Linked DNA regions of Homo sapiens: regions 2 and 3 are each linked to region 1. The links are chromatin contacts, found by Hi-C or POLR2A ChIA-PET in ENCODE. All regions are on one chromosome and are shown on one strand. Each heading gives the region's core, a stretch centred on a gene start or an enhancer-like site at or near the end of the contact. The rest is flanking DNA. Distances are from core to core; before and after follow the strand shown. Region 1 holds the start of ODAD4 (outer dynein arm docking complex subunit 4). Region 2 overlaps STAT3 (signal transducer and activator of transcription 3). Region 3 overlaps STAT5A (signal transducer and activator of transcription 5A).

What was found. Hi-C counts contacts between places; a loop is a spot of excess contacts on that map. ChIA-PET counts read pairs that join two places held with the same protein, here RNA polymerase II (POLR2A). Pooled maps may share reads with other maps.
Region 2: a loop to region 1 is called in a pooled map, with 4 times the contacts of the local background. The contact joins the enhancer-like site here to the promoter of ODAD4 in region 1. A Hi-C loop is called at or near these places in 2 of 50 pooled maps. POLR2A ChIA-PET finds 5 or more read pairs at or near these places in 4 of 52 experiments (B cell, CD8-positive, alpha-beta memory T cell, activated T-cell and 1 more).
Region 3: a loop to region 1 is called in a pooled map, with 2.2 times the contacts of the local background. The contact joins the enhancer-like site here to the promoter of ODAD4 in region 1. A Hi-C loop is called at or near these places in 1 of 50 pooled maps. POLR2A ChIA-PET finds 5 or more read pairs at or near these places in 4 of 52 experiments (B cell, CD8-positive, alpha-beta memory T cell, activated T-cell and 1 more).

The regions. Positions count from the first base shown.
Region 1 is chr17:41,928,586-41,933,553 of GRCh38, reverse strand. It overlaps ODAD4 (outer dynein arm docking complex subunit 4), which reads right to left and starts at 2,937. Exons shown (of 12, transcript NM_031421.5): 1 at 2,717-2,937. The coding sequence starts at 2,830. It also overlaps a transcript of ACLY not described here. RefSeq lists enhancers at 2,829-2,928, 3,109-3,198, 2,911-3,814.
Region 2 is chr17:42,335,602-42,340,569 of GRCh38, reverse strand. STAT3 (signal transducer and activator of transcription 3) reads left to right here. Exons shown (of 24, transcript NM_139276.3): 5 at 1,161-1,256; 6 at 1,758-1,839; 7 at 2,713-2,807; 8 at 2,984-3,135. Among named protein-coding and RNA genes, the nearest start is that of STAT5A, 50 kb to the right of the region's middle. RefSeq lists a silencer at 2,717-2,766 and an enhancer at 2,897-3,206. Within about 2 kb of position 2,914, at least 6 of the 41 ENCODE cell types and tissues checked have a DNase peak (open chromatin) inside an H3K27ac peak, as active enhancers do.
Region 3 is chr17:42,311,486-42,316,453 of GRCh38, reverse strand. It overlaps STAT5A (signal transducer and activator of transcription 5A), which reads right to left. Exons shown (of 19, transcript NM_001288718.2): 19 at 4,511-4,968. STAT3 (signal transducer and activator of transcription 3) reads left to right here. Exons shown (of 24, transcript NM_139276.3): 24 at 654-3,130. The coding sequence ends at 709. Among named protein-coding and RNA genes, the nearest start is that of STAT5A, 25 kb to the right of the region's middle. RefSeq lists silencers at 3,672-3,831, 3,952-4,051, 4,122-4,261. Within about 2 kb of position 3,718, at least 29 of the 41 ENCODE cell types and tissues checked have a DNase peak (open chromatin) inside an H3K27ac peak, as active enhancers do.

The DNA of each region.
Region 1 (4,968 bases), core at 1,688-4,187:
CAGCCTCCGGAGTAGCTGGGATTACAGGCACTCGCCACCACGTCCGGTTGATTTTTTGTATTTTTAGTAGAAACAGGGTTTCACCATGTTAGCCAGGCTGGTCTCAAACACCTGACCTCAGGTGATCCACCTGCCTTGGCCTCCCAAAGTGCTGGGATTACAGGCATGAGCCACCTGACCTGGTCTTTTTTTTTTTTTTTTTTGAGACAGAGTTTCACTCTTGTTGCCCAGGCTAGAGTGCAATGGCATGATCTTGGCTCACTGCAACCCTCTGTCTCCTGGTACCCACCCCTTTCTAAGACCTTCCTACTTTTCTAAGAAGAGGAAGTAGCTACTGTCTTTCTGGAAAGTGACTGCTTCTCATCCAAGGCTACCCTTCCCTCAGGGTGTTCTTTTTTCTCTGCTGGTGGGTACTTCAGGATGGGACATGATCCAGCAGGAGGAGAATAAGTGGGGACAGGGCTACCGAACTCAATTGTTCACTTATCTGGTCATCATTTCTGGTTTTAGGGTGTGGTTGGTGACTGAAAGGGACAAACGACTCTGGGGAGCTGTTGAGAAGCTTGATCTTACAGGAAGTCTCAAAACTACAGGGTTATCCTATCACTCCATCTAGAAGAAGAAGTGGGCAATTTGGAGCAGAAGAAGTGGGCAATTTGGAGCAAAAGAAATGGTCATAAAAACATGTTTTTAGGGCACTGTATCTCATACCTGTAATCCTAGCACTTTGTGAGGCCAAAGCGGGAGTATTACTTGAGCTCAAGTGTTCAATACCAGCCAGGGCAACATAGCAAAACACCTATCTCTACAAAAAAAAAAAAAAAAAAGAAGAAAAGAAAAAATTAGCCAGGCGTGGTGGCATAAGCCTGTAGCTCCAGCTACTTGGAACACTAAGGTGGGAGGATCACTTGAGCTCAGGAGTTTGAAGCTGTATTGAGCTGTGATTGTGCCACCACATTCCAGCTTGGGAGACAGAACGAGATCCTGTCTCTGAAAAAACAAACAAACAAAAAAAAAACAACAGTTTCCTTATGCAGATGTCAGATGTGTAGTTTTGTGGTTAGCACCTCAGCATTGGAGTCTGAGCCCGGCTTTGAATCCTTCCTCTGCCACTTGCTAGTTTAGCGACCTTGGGCATGTTGCTCAACTTCTGTATATTTCCTAATCTATAAAATTGAGTATGCACTGGGTGGGGTGGTTCACGCCTGTAATCCCAGCACTTTGGGAGGCTGAGGTGGGGGGGGATCACCTGAGGTGGGGAGTTCGAGATCAACCTGACCAACATGGAGAAACCCCGTCTCTACTAAAAATACAAAATTAGCCGAGCATGGTGGTGCATGCCTGGGATCCCAGCTACTCGGGAGGCTGAGGCAGGAGAATCGCTTGAACCTGGGAGGTGGAGGTTGGGGTGAGCCGAGATTGCGCCACTGCACTCCAGCCTGGGCAAGAAGAGCAAAACTCCATCTTAACAACAACAAAAATCCAGTCTGCTTAGCAGTGTGCCTGAGGCTGAGGCAGGAGAATCACTTGAATCCAGGAGGTGGAGGTTGCAGTGAGCCAAGATCGCACCATTGCACTCCAGCCTGGAGACAGAGCAAGACTACGTCTCCAAAACAACAACAACAACAACAACAACAACAACAAAAACCATCACCCAATCCCCTTAGGGTGGGATGATGCAATTTATACTAGGGTTACTATAATAATGTTGCTGGTTGGTGCAGCAGCTCACCTCAGTAATCCCAGCACTTTGGGGGGCCGAGGCAGGTGTATCACTTGAGGTCAGGAGTTCGACACCAGCCTGGCCAACATGGTGAAACCCTGTCTCTACTAAGAATACAAAAATTAGCCAGGCGTGGTGGGACATGCCTGTAATCCCAACTACTCCCTAGGCTGAGGCAGGAAAATCGCTTGAACCTGGGGAGGCGGAAGTTGCAGTGAGCTGAGATCTTGCCACTGCACTCCAGCCTGGGCAACATAGCAAAACTTTGTCTCAAAATTGATAATAATAATCATATGTTGCTTACTGGCCACCTTTTATAAGCAACGGTGTGCTGGGGACATTGAGGCTTCTGCATGCAACCTCCCATCCAATCTGCCAGCAAATGATGGGAAGGTAAGGCTGCTCTGTGGAAGGAGGCCGGTTAATCATGAAACATTTAAGTAAAAGTGGAGGAAAAGGTCACTGTTAACGCAGAGAATGGAGATTGCAAGTGGGAACTGGTAGAAAATGGCCAACCACAGGGCTTATCTGTGACAGCAGTGTGTCCATCAAAAATCAGTGAATAATAGAAACAACAGGGTCCTCCAGGCATCATCAAGACCTCAGTGTTATCTGCAATCAAAAGGTGAGGGCAGGGGGCAGGCGCAGTGGCTCACGCCTGTAATCCCAGCACTTTGGGAGGCCGAAGCGGGTGGATCACGAGGTCAGGAGTTCGAGACCAGCCTGGCCAACACAGTGAAACCCCCATCTCTACTAAAAAGACAAAATAATTAGCCGGGCATGGTGGCACGCGCCTGTAGTCCCAGCTACTTGGGAGGTGGAGGCAGGAGAATCACTTGAACCCGGGAGGCGGAGGTTGCGGCGAGCCGAGATCGTGCCATTGCACTCCAGCCTAGGCAACAAGAGCGAAACTCCGTCACAAAAAAAAAAAAAAAAAAAAAAAAAAAAAGTGACGGGTGATGGGGTGATGGATAGGTTGAGAGCTCGACTCACGTTGCTGAAGCTCTGCGCGGCTTTAGAAAATTCCCCGCACAGGTAGAGCCGCTCGCCTTCGGCCATATAAGAGGGAAAGGTGCTTCGCAAGGTCTCGCCTTCGGGGTCCGACATGGTGACCGGATTTAGAGACGCTAAAGCAGAGACAATCAAAGAAAAGCTGGAGAACCTCTATCTGGTTTGTGGAAGCTCCGTTTCTTAGCAACCATGAGATGTACAGCGACTTCCGGTTCCGCCCCCGTCTGGCAAGGGCCCGGATTCTGGGTACAACCTGCCGGCGTGCGCTTGCGCCAGTTCTGCCGCGCACTGGGCCAGGGAGTGATGATTGCGTGGCTGACGGCTGGGCTGGTTAGTGTTTGCTGTTGCACGCTCTGGCGGTTCTCTCTGGAGTTGCTGCCTGAAAAGGCTCCCTTGTAAGACAGCCAAGAAAACAGGAAGAGGGTTGGAGGCAAAGTTCCGAATAGGGATGAGGCATACGTGGTAAGGATATGTGCACGGCGTACCGCCATTAGGGGGAGAGAGCACTGGGCTTGGAGTCAGCAGACTTGGGCTGACTTCGCTCCTGTCACTTCCTAACTGCGTGACCTCTCGCGGGGCATGTAAGGGCTCCCAGCCTCGAATGTTCCACCTGCCAAATAAATATGAAAATAATGGAACACTCAGGGATGCGAGGATTTGCATAAGAAAACATGGAAAATAACGTTGGGTTCAACATAATTTAACGCAGTTATTTGAGCAGCTACTAGTAGCGGGCCTTGACCAAGGCATATTCTGACGTCCTTCCCCATTCCCTCACCATCACCACTCCTCCAAAAGTGGACTAGGTGCTTCTTCTGGGCTCCAACGATACCCTAAGTAGCTTGCTTAACTGCCTTTACTACGTTACTTCCAAAACGTCCTAATGTCATTGTTAAAGTTTAAATAGTAAAAAGATGTCTTTAACTACAAATGCACACACACACACACACACACGGCATACATGTAAAACTGGGGATATTTGAGTAAGATCAGTGGATTGTATCAGTGTCAATTTTCTGGTTGTGTTATTGTACTAAAGTTTTTAAGGATGTTACCATTGGGAGAAACTGGGAAAAGGGTACATGGGATCTCTTTTGTATTTATTTCTTATGAACTGCATATGAATCTATGATTATCTCAAAAGGTTTAATTCAAAATATAAGAAATAATATGGTCCCTGCTTGAAGGAGTTTTATCTAATAGGGGAGAAAGATGTATAAACAAGTAACGGCCACTTAAGTGATATTAACTAGTAATTAAAAGTTCTGTGTGCCTGTGAGGGAGATGAGGACAAAGTGGTGTGAAACCCAGGCAAATGAATGATTCAGCCAGGGTCTGGGATGGGTTAGAGACATGTTCATAGAGGGGTAATATTTGAGCTGAGGGTGAGTATGGTGGAGCCCAGTAGACGTAAGTAGAGAATGAGAGCTAGGTGTGGTGGCTCATGCCTGTAATCCCAGTACTTTGGAGACTGAGGTGGGAGGATCGCTTGAGCTCAGGAGTTCGAGACCAGTCTGGGCAACATGGCGAAGCCCTGTCTCTACCACAAATACAAAAGTGAGCTGGGTGTGGTGGCGTGTGCCTGTAGTCCCAGCTACTCAGGAAGCTGAGGCAGGAGGATCACTTGAGCGTGGGAGGTCGAGGCTGCAGTGAGCCATGTTTGGGCCACTGCATTGTAGCCTGTGTAACAAAGCAAGACCCTGTCTCAAAAAAAAAAAAAAAAAAGGAAATAACATGTGCAAAGGCTGGAGGTGTGTACATTCACAGGGTGTTTAAGGAGCAGCAACAGGTTTAAGGACCTGCAGTGAAACTGGTCCTGTTCTAAGTTAAGGTGGGCTCATTGATGAGTTGAGGACTGTTGCTGGAGCAACCAGGATTAATCAGAAAAAAACCTCCTGCAAGGAAGAGATCTACAGATTCAGTGCAGTTCCAATCAGAACTCCAGCAGCTTTTTTTTTTTTTTTTTTATGGTGGAGTCTCACTCTGTCACTCAGGCTGGAGTGCAGTGATGTGATCTCGGCTCACTGCAATCTCCGCCTCCCGGTTTCAAGCTAGTCTCCTGCCTTAGCCTCCTGAGTAGCTGGGATTACAGGTGCACACCACCATGCCCAGCTAATTTTTTGTATTTTTAGTAGAGATGAGGTTTCACCATGTTGGCCAGGCTGGTCTTGAACTCCTGACCTCAGGTGATCTGCCCGCCTCAGCCTCTCAAAGTGCTGGGATTACAGGCATGA
Region 2 (4,968 bases), core at 1,665-4,164, 410 kb before region 1:
GCTAGAACTACAGGTATATGCCACCATGCCCAGCTAGTTAAAAAAAAATTTTTTTTTTTTTTTGGTTGAGATGAGGTCTCTTTCTATGTTCCCTGGGCCGGTCTCAAACTCCCAGCCTCAAGTGATCCTCCTGCCTTGGTTTCCCAAAGTGCTAGGATTATAGGTGGGAGCTACCATGCCTAGCCCAAGCCTGTAATTTTTTTTTTTTTTTTTTGAGATGGAGTTTCACTTTTGTTGCTCAGGCTGGAGTGCATGGCGCAGTCTTGGCTCACCACAACCTCCACCTCCCGGGTTCAGGCGATTCTCCTTCCTCAGCCTCCCGAGTAGCTGGGATTACAGGCATGCACCACCAAGCTCAGCTAACTTTGTATTTTTAGTAGAGATGGGTTTCTCCGTGTCGGTCAGGCTGGTCTCAAACTCCTGACCTCAGGTAATCTGCCCACCTTGGCCTCCCAAAGTGCTGGGATTACAGGCATCAGCCACCGCACCTGGCACGAACCTGTAATTTTTAAGTTTCATATGCTATTTATTTTTTGTTATTTCTTTAATTCATTCATTCATTTATTCATTCGAGATGGGGCCTCACTATGTTGACTAGGCTAGTTTTGAACTCCTGGCCTCAAGCAGTCCTCCCACTTCAGCCTTCCCAAGTGCTGATATTATAGGTGTGAGCTGCTACATCCAGCCTTCTTTCTTCTTTTTCTTTTTCCATGTGCTATTTGACATTTTCCAAGGTACCAGCCTCCCCTTCTCCCCAAGATAATATCTTTTAATATGGAATTTCATCCCTAGGGCAGGACTTTTTTTTTATTATCCCTCAGAAATATACTGGACACCACGTTTAAGTAGACATCCAACATCTGCTGTCATAAATTGTTTTGAATTTTTTGACATACTTGCCCATGAGGTTTTTGAAGGCATAGACCATGTCTTAGCTGAACATGTGGTCTCTTAGTGCCATAAAGGGGGTTTATGGTATGACCTGTGTAGTGTCACCTGTGTAGTGACAGCACCACTGCCTCTGTTTCCCTTCCTCTTGTGATGGCAGCAGCGTCTCAAGCCAAACAAGAAGGGTAGTTAGGGTGGGATGGAAGCTGGGTAGAGGTATTCCTCTCCCCATAGTTCTGTGTTCACATGTGCATTGACCTCCTTTTTGGCAGCAAGGGGGCCAGGCCAACCACCCCACAGCAGCCGTGGTGACGGAGAAGCAGCAGATGCTGGAGCAGCACCTTCAGGATGTCCGGAAGAGAGTGCAGGTGATGCAAGTTACAAGCCTCGGGCAGGGAGCTTTCATTAATTTTTTTTTTTTTTTTTGAGACAGGGTCTTGCTCTGCCACTCAGGCTGGGCTGCAGTGGCATGATCACAGCTCACTGCAGCCTCGACCTCTCAGGCCCAAGCGATCCTCCTACCTCATCCTCCCAAGTAGCCGGGACCACAGGCATGCACCACCACGCCCAGCTAATTAAAAAAAAAAAATTTGTAGAGATGGGGGTCTCCCTGTGTTGTCCAGGCTGATCATGAACTCCTGGGCTCAAGTGATCCTCCCAACTCAGCCTCTCAAAGTGCTGGCATTACAGGCGTGAGCCACTGCACCTGGCCAACAGGGAGCCTTCTCTTGGGGATACTGCCTGCAGGTCCTGCATGTATCTTTTTTGAGGTTTTGGCTTCATTTGAATTCTCCTCAGAAACTTTATATTTTCTGTTCCCAAGGAAATCTTTCTTTACTTCTGTTTTTTTGTTTGCTTATTTTAAACAGGATCTAGAACAGAAAATGAAAGTGGTAGAGAATCTCCAGGATGACTTTGATTTCAACTATAAAACCCTCAAGAGTCAAGGAGGCAAGTGAATATTAGAGATGTTAAAATCTCTAGAAAGTGAGTTTGTGTTGTTGAGTTGAAAGACTCATTTGTCTTAACTCTGTTTAGATCTTAAGGCGGGCGGGGCGCAAGGGAGGTACGGGTCCTCAAAGGAGCCTGGTCATTAAGGACAGGAGTATTCCCTCAGGTCCAGGAGTATTCCCTCAGGTCCAGGAGTATTCCCTCAGGTCAAGGAGTATTCCCTCAGGTCAAGGAGTATTCCCTCAGGTCCAGGAGTATTCCCTCAGGTCCAGGAGTATTCCCTCAGGTCCAGGAGTATTCCCTCAGGTCCAGGAGTATTCCCTCAGGTCCAGGAGTATTCCCTCAGGTCAAGGAGTATTCCCTCAGGTCCAGGAGTATTCCCTCAGGTCCAGGAGTATTCCCTCAGGTCCAGGAGTATTCCCTCAGGTCCAGGAGTATTCCCTCAGGTCCAGGAGTATTCCCTCAGGTCAAGGAGTATTCCCTCAGGTCCAGGAGTATTCCCTCAGGTCCAGGAGTATTCCCTCAGGTCCAGGAGTATTCCCTCAGGTCAAGGAGTATTCCCTCAGGTCCAGGAGTATTCCCTCAGGTCCAGGAGTATTCCCTCAGGTCCAGGAGTATTCCCTCAGGTCCAGGAGTATTCCCTCAGGTCCAGGAGTATTCCCTCAGGTCCAGGAGTATTCCCTCAGGTCCAGGAGTATTCCCTCAGGTCCAGGAGTATTCCCTCAGGTCAAGGAGTATTCCCTCAGGTCCAGGAGTATTCCCTCAGGTCCAGGAGTATTCCCTCAGGTCCAGGAGTATTCCCTCAGGTCAAGGAGTATTCCCTCAGGTCAAGGAGTATTCCCTCAGGTCAAGGAGTTTTTTCTTCCTTCGCAGACATGCAAGATCTGAATGGAAACAACCAGTCAGTGACCAGGCAGAAGATGCAGCAGCTGGAACAGATGCTCACTGCGCTGGACCAGATGCGGAGAGTAAGGGCATAGGTCGGACCACTTCCCCCATGTGTCTCGCTCACTTGCGGGATTTCAGCGTCTTGTGGCAGAACTTGCTTGGTTTCTAAGAAGTTCCTGCTCTGGAGTTGACTAAAGAATGTGGTTAGAGACAGTCTGAGGAAATGTTTTCTGACTTTGTTTTGGTTTCCAACCAGAGCATCGTGAGTGAGCTGGCGGGGCTTTTGTCAGCGATGGAGTACGTGCAGAAAACTCTCACGGACGAGGAGCTGGCTGACTGGAAGAGGCGGCAACAGATTGCCTGCATTGGAGGCCCGCCCAACATCTGCCTAGATCGGCTAGAAAACTGGTAAAGGATGAAAGAAGCTTTTCCTTTCTTTCTCGAAAGCTAGATTGAATTCTGATCTTAACTGCAGGCCCACAGAATTGGTACTATATCTCCAACGTGGGGACTTTTCCATATTCAAATTTAGCCCAAGAATTAAAGTTTTTACTTTATTTCGGCCAGGCGCTGTGGCTCACACCTGTAATCCCAGCACTTTGGGAGACCAAGATGGGCGGATCACTTGAGGTCAGGAGTTTGAGACCAGCCTGGCCAACATGGTGAAAACACATCTCTACTAAAAACATAAAAAAATTAGCCGGGCGTGGTGGTGCGCACCTGTAGTCCCAGCTACTCTGGGCGGCTGAGGCAGGAGAATCACTTGAACCTGGGATATGGAAGTTGCAGTGAGCGGAGATCTTACTACCGCACACCAACCAGCCTGGGAGACAGAGTGAGACTCCATCTCAAAAAAATAAAAATAAAATAAAGTTTTTACTTTATTTGGAGAAACTTTGTTTTAAAAAATGTATTTATATTATTATATTTTAAGTATATTTTACTTAATAATTCAATTAAGGCTTTTGGTTTAACTGTATTTAACAGATAGACAAACCTTTTAATTTTAGTTATTTTAGTAATCTAAAATGACACATGCCCTTTTTAAGGGAAAAAATTCAAATACAGAAAATTAATCAAGAGAAGAAAAAATTTTTAAATGAAATCATCAGCAGTACTAGTAGTTAAAATTTAGTTGATGCTCAATCTAGACATCTGTCATTATGTATATACACATTATGTATATACACATAAAGATAGAAATTTATACAGTTTATATTAGGATCATTTTTTTTTCTTTTTTTGGAGTCAGGGTCTCACTGTGTTACCCAGTCTAGAGTACAGTTATGCAGTCATGGCTCACTGGAGCCTTGACCTCCTGGGCTCAGGCAGTCTTCCCACCTTAGCCTTCTCAGTAGCTGGGACTACAGGCATGCACCACCACACCTGGCTAATTTTTAAATTTTTTATAGAGACAGGGTCTTACTTTGTTGCCTGGGCTGGTCTCAAATTCCTGGGCTCAAGGGATCATCCCACTTCGGCCTCTCAAAAGCTCTGGAATTATAGATGTGAGCTGCCGTGCCCAGCCCAGGATCTTCCTTTATATGCTTTTCTGTAATTTGCACTTTTACCTTCATCCAGCATATCTTACTGCAACCCTTCCTGTGCAAGGCCCTATAGTGAGCATGTTGCACCAGCTTGCCTTAGGAGAAACTTGAGATACAGAGCCTGCACTGGAAATTTAGCGCAACTCTACATGAGAATGCCTGTCTATTCATATCCTCACTAACCCTGAGTGTTGTTAATTTACTGAAAGCAGTTTTAAATGCTTCCTGACCAGGGAACGAAGAAGCTTAAGTTCTGGGAATGGGAGGATAGAAGTGCCAGAAAAGAGCTCAGGAGTTCAGAAATCCCTGCAGCGGTCCCCCTCCCTCTCCTTTCACTTTCTGTCTTTCTGGTCTTTTGGTCTTTGTTACACTAGTGATAAACCATCAAAGAATGATGGAATGATGCTAACTTCTCTCTTTTTTTAATTTTTTTGAGACAGAGTCTCACTCTGTCACCCAGGTTAGAGTGCAGTGGCATGATCTTGGCTTACTGCAACCTCCTCCTCCCAGGTTCAAGCGATTCTTAGTCACAACCTTCCAAGTAGCTGGGATTACAGGCCCATGCCACCATGCCTGGCTATTTTTTTGTATTTTAGTAGATCGACCTGCCTCGGCCTCTCAAATTTTTGGGATTACAGGTGTCAGCCACTGCACCTGGCCTAATATCTCTATTCTTGGAGATAGATTTAATGAG
Region 3 (4,968 bases), core at 2,469-4,968, 380 kb before region 1:
TGAGGTCAGGAGTTCGAGACCAGTCTGACCAAAATCTCTAAAATATAAAAATTAGCTGGGCATGGTGGCGCATACCTGTAATCCCAGCTACTCAAGAAGCTGAGGTGGGAGGATCGCTTGAGCCTGGGAGGTGGAGGTTGCAGTGAGCAGAGATCGTGCCACTGCACTCCAGCCTGGGCGACAGAGTGAGACTCCATCTCAAATAAACAAAACTAAACTAAAAAGAAAAAGTTGAGACCTTTTTTTATTCTTTTTTTTCATACTAAGCCTTTAAAATCCAGTGGGCTTTTGACAGCCACAGCACAGCTCAGTTTGGACAAACCAAATCTCAAATGCTTGGTGGCCACGTGTGTCTCGGGGCTCCTGAATTAAACAGTAGATCAAGGGCAGAAGATCTCAGGACAGCCTTAGAGCTTCTGTAAACATGGAGCTCTGGGAATCAGTTAAGGTGGGAATGAGAAAGGACCCTTCCCGAGGCAGGGTCCTCCAGGGAGGAGGGTAAATCTGGCTTTTCTGACCATCCCTGGGCCTTAAGGGGCAGGAGATTGGATAGCAGTGGTAGCCTGGGCCCTGTCCTCTGAAGGGCTGGGGGCGTGGCCTGCCAGTTGCAGAGGGTGGACAACTGAACTAGTTTTCCCTGTCTGTCCCTCCAGAGTCCCTCACCTTTGACATGGAGTTGACCTCGGAGTGCGCTACCTCCCCCATGTGAGGAGCTGAGAACGGAAGCTGCAGAAAGATACGACTGAGGCGCCTACCTGCATTCTGCCACCCCTCACACAGCCAAACCCCAGATCATCTGAAACTACTAACTTTGTGGTTCCAGATTTTTTTTAATCTCCTACTTCTGCTATCTTTGAGCAATCTGGGCACTTTTAAAAATAGAGAAATGAGTGAATGTGGGTGATCTGCTTTTATCTAAATGCAAATAAGGATGTGTTCTCTGAGACCCATGATCAGGGGATGTGGCGGGGGGTGGCTAGAGGGAGAAAAAGGAAATGTCTTGTGTTGTTTTGTTCCCCTGCCCTCCTTTCTCAGCAGCTTTTTGTTATTGTTGTTGTTGTTCTTAGACAAGTGCCTCCTGGTGCCTGCGGCATCCTTCTGCCTGTTTCTGTAAGCAAATGCCACAGGCCACCTATAGCTACATACTCCTGGCATTGCACTTTTTAACCTTGCTGACATCCAAATAGAAGATAGGACTATCTAAGCCCTAGGTTTCTTTTTAAATTAAGAAATAATAACAATTAAAGGGCAAAAAACACTGTATCAGCATAGCCTTTCTGTATTTAAGAAACTTAAGCAGCCGGGCATGGTGGCTCACGCCTGTAATCCCAGCACTTTGGGAGGCCGAGGCGGATCATAAGGTCAGGAGATCAAGACCATCCTGGCTAACACGGTGAAACCCCGTCTCTACTAAAAGTACAAAAAATTAGCTGGGTGTGGTGGTGGGCGCCTGTAGTCCCAGCTACTCGGGAGGCTGAGGCAGGAGAATCGCTTGAACCTGAGAGGCGGAGGTTGCAGTGAGCCAAAATTGCACCACTGCACACTGCACTCCATCCTGGGCGACAGTCTGAGACTCTGTCTCAAAAAAAAAAAAAAAAAAAAGAAACTTCAGTTAACAGCCTCCTTGGTGCTTTAAGCATTCAGCTTCCTTCAGGCTGGTAATTTATATAATCCCTGAAACGGGCTTCAGGTCAAACCCTTAAGACATCTGAAGCTGCAACCTGGCCTTTGGTGTTGAAATAGGAAGGTTTAAGGAGAATCTAAGCATTTTAGACTTTTTTTTATAAATAGACTTATTTTCCTTTGTAATGTATTGGCCTTTTAGTGAGTAAGGCTGGGCAGAGGGTGCTTACAACCTTGACTCCCTTTCTCCCTGGACTTGATCTGCTGTTTCAGAGGCTAGGTTGTTTCTGTGGGTGCCTTATCAGGGCTGGGATACTTCTGATTCTGGCTTCCTTCCTGCCCCACCCTCCCGACCCCAGTCCCCCTGATCCTGCTAGAGGCATGTCTCCTTGCGTGTCTAAAGGTCCCTCATCCTGTTTGTTTTAGGAATCCTGGTCTCAGGACCTCATGGAAGAAGAGGGGGAGAGAGTTACAGGTTGGACATGATGCACACTATGGGGCCCCAGCGACGTGTCTGGTTGAGCTCAGGGAATATGGTTCTTAGCCAGTTTCTTGGTGATATCCAGTGGCACTTGTAATGGCGTCTTCATTCAGTTCATGCAGGGCAAAGGCTTACTGATAAACTTGAGTCTGCCCTCGTATGAGGGTGTATACCTGGCCTCCCTCTGAGGCTGGTGACTCCTCCCTGCTGGGGCCCCACAGGTGAGGCAGAACAGCTAGAGGGCCTCCCCGCCTGCCCGCCTTGGCTGGCTAGCTCGCCTCTCCTGTGCGTATGGGAACACCTAGCACGTGCTGGATGGGCTGCCTCTGACTCAGAGGCATGGCCGGATTTGGCAACTCAAAACCACCTTGCCTCAGCTGATCAGAGTTTCTGTGGAATTCTGTTTGTTAAATCAAATTAGCTGGTCTCTGAATTAAGGGGGAGACGACCTTCTCTAAGATGAACAGGGTTCGCCCCAGTCCTCCTGCCTGGAGACAGTTGATGTGTCATGCAGAGCTCTTACTTCTCCAGCAACACTCTTCAGTACATAATAAGCTTAACTGATAAACAGAATATTTAGAAAGGTGAGACTTGGGCTTACCATTGGGTTTAAATCATAGGGACCTAGGGCGAGGGTTCAGGGCTTCTCTGGAGCAGATATTGTCAAGTTCATGGCCTTAGGTAGCATGTATCTGGTCTTAACTCTGATTGTAGCAAAAGTTCTGAGAGGAGCTGAGCCCTGTTGTGGCCCATTAAAGAACAGGGTCCTCAGGCCCTGCCCGCTTCCTGTCCACTGCCCCCTCCCCATCCCCAGCCCAGCCGAGGGAATCCCGTGGGTTGCTTACCTACCTATAAGGTGGTTTATAAGCTGCTGTCCTGGCCACTGCATTCAAATTCCAATGTGTACTTCATAGTGTAAAAATTTATATTATTGTGAGGTTTTTTGTCTTTTTTTTTTTTTTTTTTTTTTGGTATATTGCTGTATCTACTTTAACTTCCAGAAATAAACGTTATATAGGAACCGTCTGATAGCATGGCAGCTCTGTTTGGCTGGTGGAGGCTTCCTTTTCCCCTGCATAAGTTCTGAGGGGGCCTCACACACAGGTGGGGCCTGGGATAAGGGCCGGAAAGGGTCTTGAGAGGAGGTGGTTGCCTTAATCCCCCCCGCCAACCCCCTTATGTTAGCCACCAGCCCGGAGGTAAGGGGTGCCTGGAGGAGCAGGAGGTCAATAGTCCAACGGCAGAAAGGTGTCAGAGTGGAGGCCTCCCTCCCCGGCCCCCTCCTACCCCCCAGAGCGGCCTCGTCCTGTCTGGGGTCAGATAAGCCACCTAAGCGGGGTGGGGGGTAGATACTCCCACCGCACCAAGGCCTCCCCTTCCACAGTTGGCTCCTTTATCACTTTCCCTTCAGTTCACCCAGCGGGGACAACACGCAGACACCCGGTGGTGGCTGCAGGGCCCCCGGCAGCCAGCGGTGATAATGCAGGGAAAGGCGCCCCAACCTCAGCTACGCGGGCGCCCACAGGGCTTCTCCCCACCCCTACACGTGCCCCAGCGCCCTGGAGACCGCGCCTGGGAGCTACGAGCGAGCACCTTCCCTCGCAGAGATGGATCAGATTAGCCCCCTGGGGCGGTGGCACCTGCCCGTCCCCTCCCCTCCTCTCTTCTCCCACCCCCGCCTTCCCCCTGCTCTGGGCCCCCTGCACCTCCCTCTTGGGGCCCACGCGCCGCCCCTCTCCCTCGCTTGAGCTCTGAGCTCAGAAGGAACCTGCCCGCAAACCTGGCTCCCAGCCCCGCCCAGGGAGCGCGCGTCCCTGAGCCCAAGGGCCCCAGCGACAGCAGGGACTGGCTGCAGCCGGCAGTGCGGGGGTCCAGCCGGGGCGAGCCGGTCCCGCTTGCTGCACCTCCGCCTCGCACAGTCGCCGGCAGCCAGCTGAAAACAGCGCAGCCGCGTGGTGCCACCTGCTGGTCTCTGGGAAGGAGGAGGATGGGACGGTTGTTGCGGCTCTGGGACTGCCCCTGGCCCCGAGGGTTGAGAAGCATCTTGGCGCCGGGCCCTCAGCCGCCAGCTTCGAGGCTGCTGGGAGCAGCAGCTGCTAAGGAGAAGCCTGGGTCAGAGTTCTGCCCACCCGCGCCCATCTCCATCATTTCCCCAAACCTCGAGTCCCCTGCTTTTTAAGGAATCTGTGCCCCCTAAACTGGCTCCTTACCCTTCTGAGAAGCATTGACAGTATTCCAGGGGTGGCCAGCACCCTGAAAACCACAGCAAAGCGGGCAGAGTTAAAATTTAAGACTAAAAATGACAGCATCAGGCATGCACGCGGGAAGGAACAGAACAACCAGCTCCAGGGGTTCCCATCACCCAGGGAGGCCACCAACGCCCCAACCAGGAGCCATAGCAGCAAATTTATGAAAAAAATATTTTATTCCAAAACACTGTTTACACAAATGTGTGGTCTTTGTACAAAGTACAAAAAAACCCCTCTTCTCATCCCCACCTCCCTTCAGAGAAGTTTAAACCTTGGGCTCTCAATCTTCCATGGTCAGCTGCCCCTGACTGCGAGTCCTACAGCCTCAGAGGGAGGAGCGTGTGGGGTTGGGAGCAAGGCCTCACCAGAACACAGCCAGTTACGCAACAGCGCAAGGCCTGCTCCAGGCCCCACCTCCAGCGGAGTCAAACCAGATCAGCTTTTACCCCTCACTCCAGATTCCACAGGCACGCAGCACATGGCTGATTTGCAGCTTGTCTTTCACTGCAGTTTTTTGTTTTTGTTTTTTCCAGGAGGCAAGAGGACCAACCCTCCAAGTCCCGGGGCCCCTGTCCACCCACCATATCCTAGACCCAATCTTTTCTACCTCTTTGT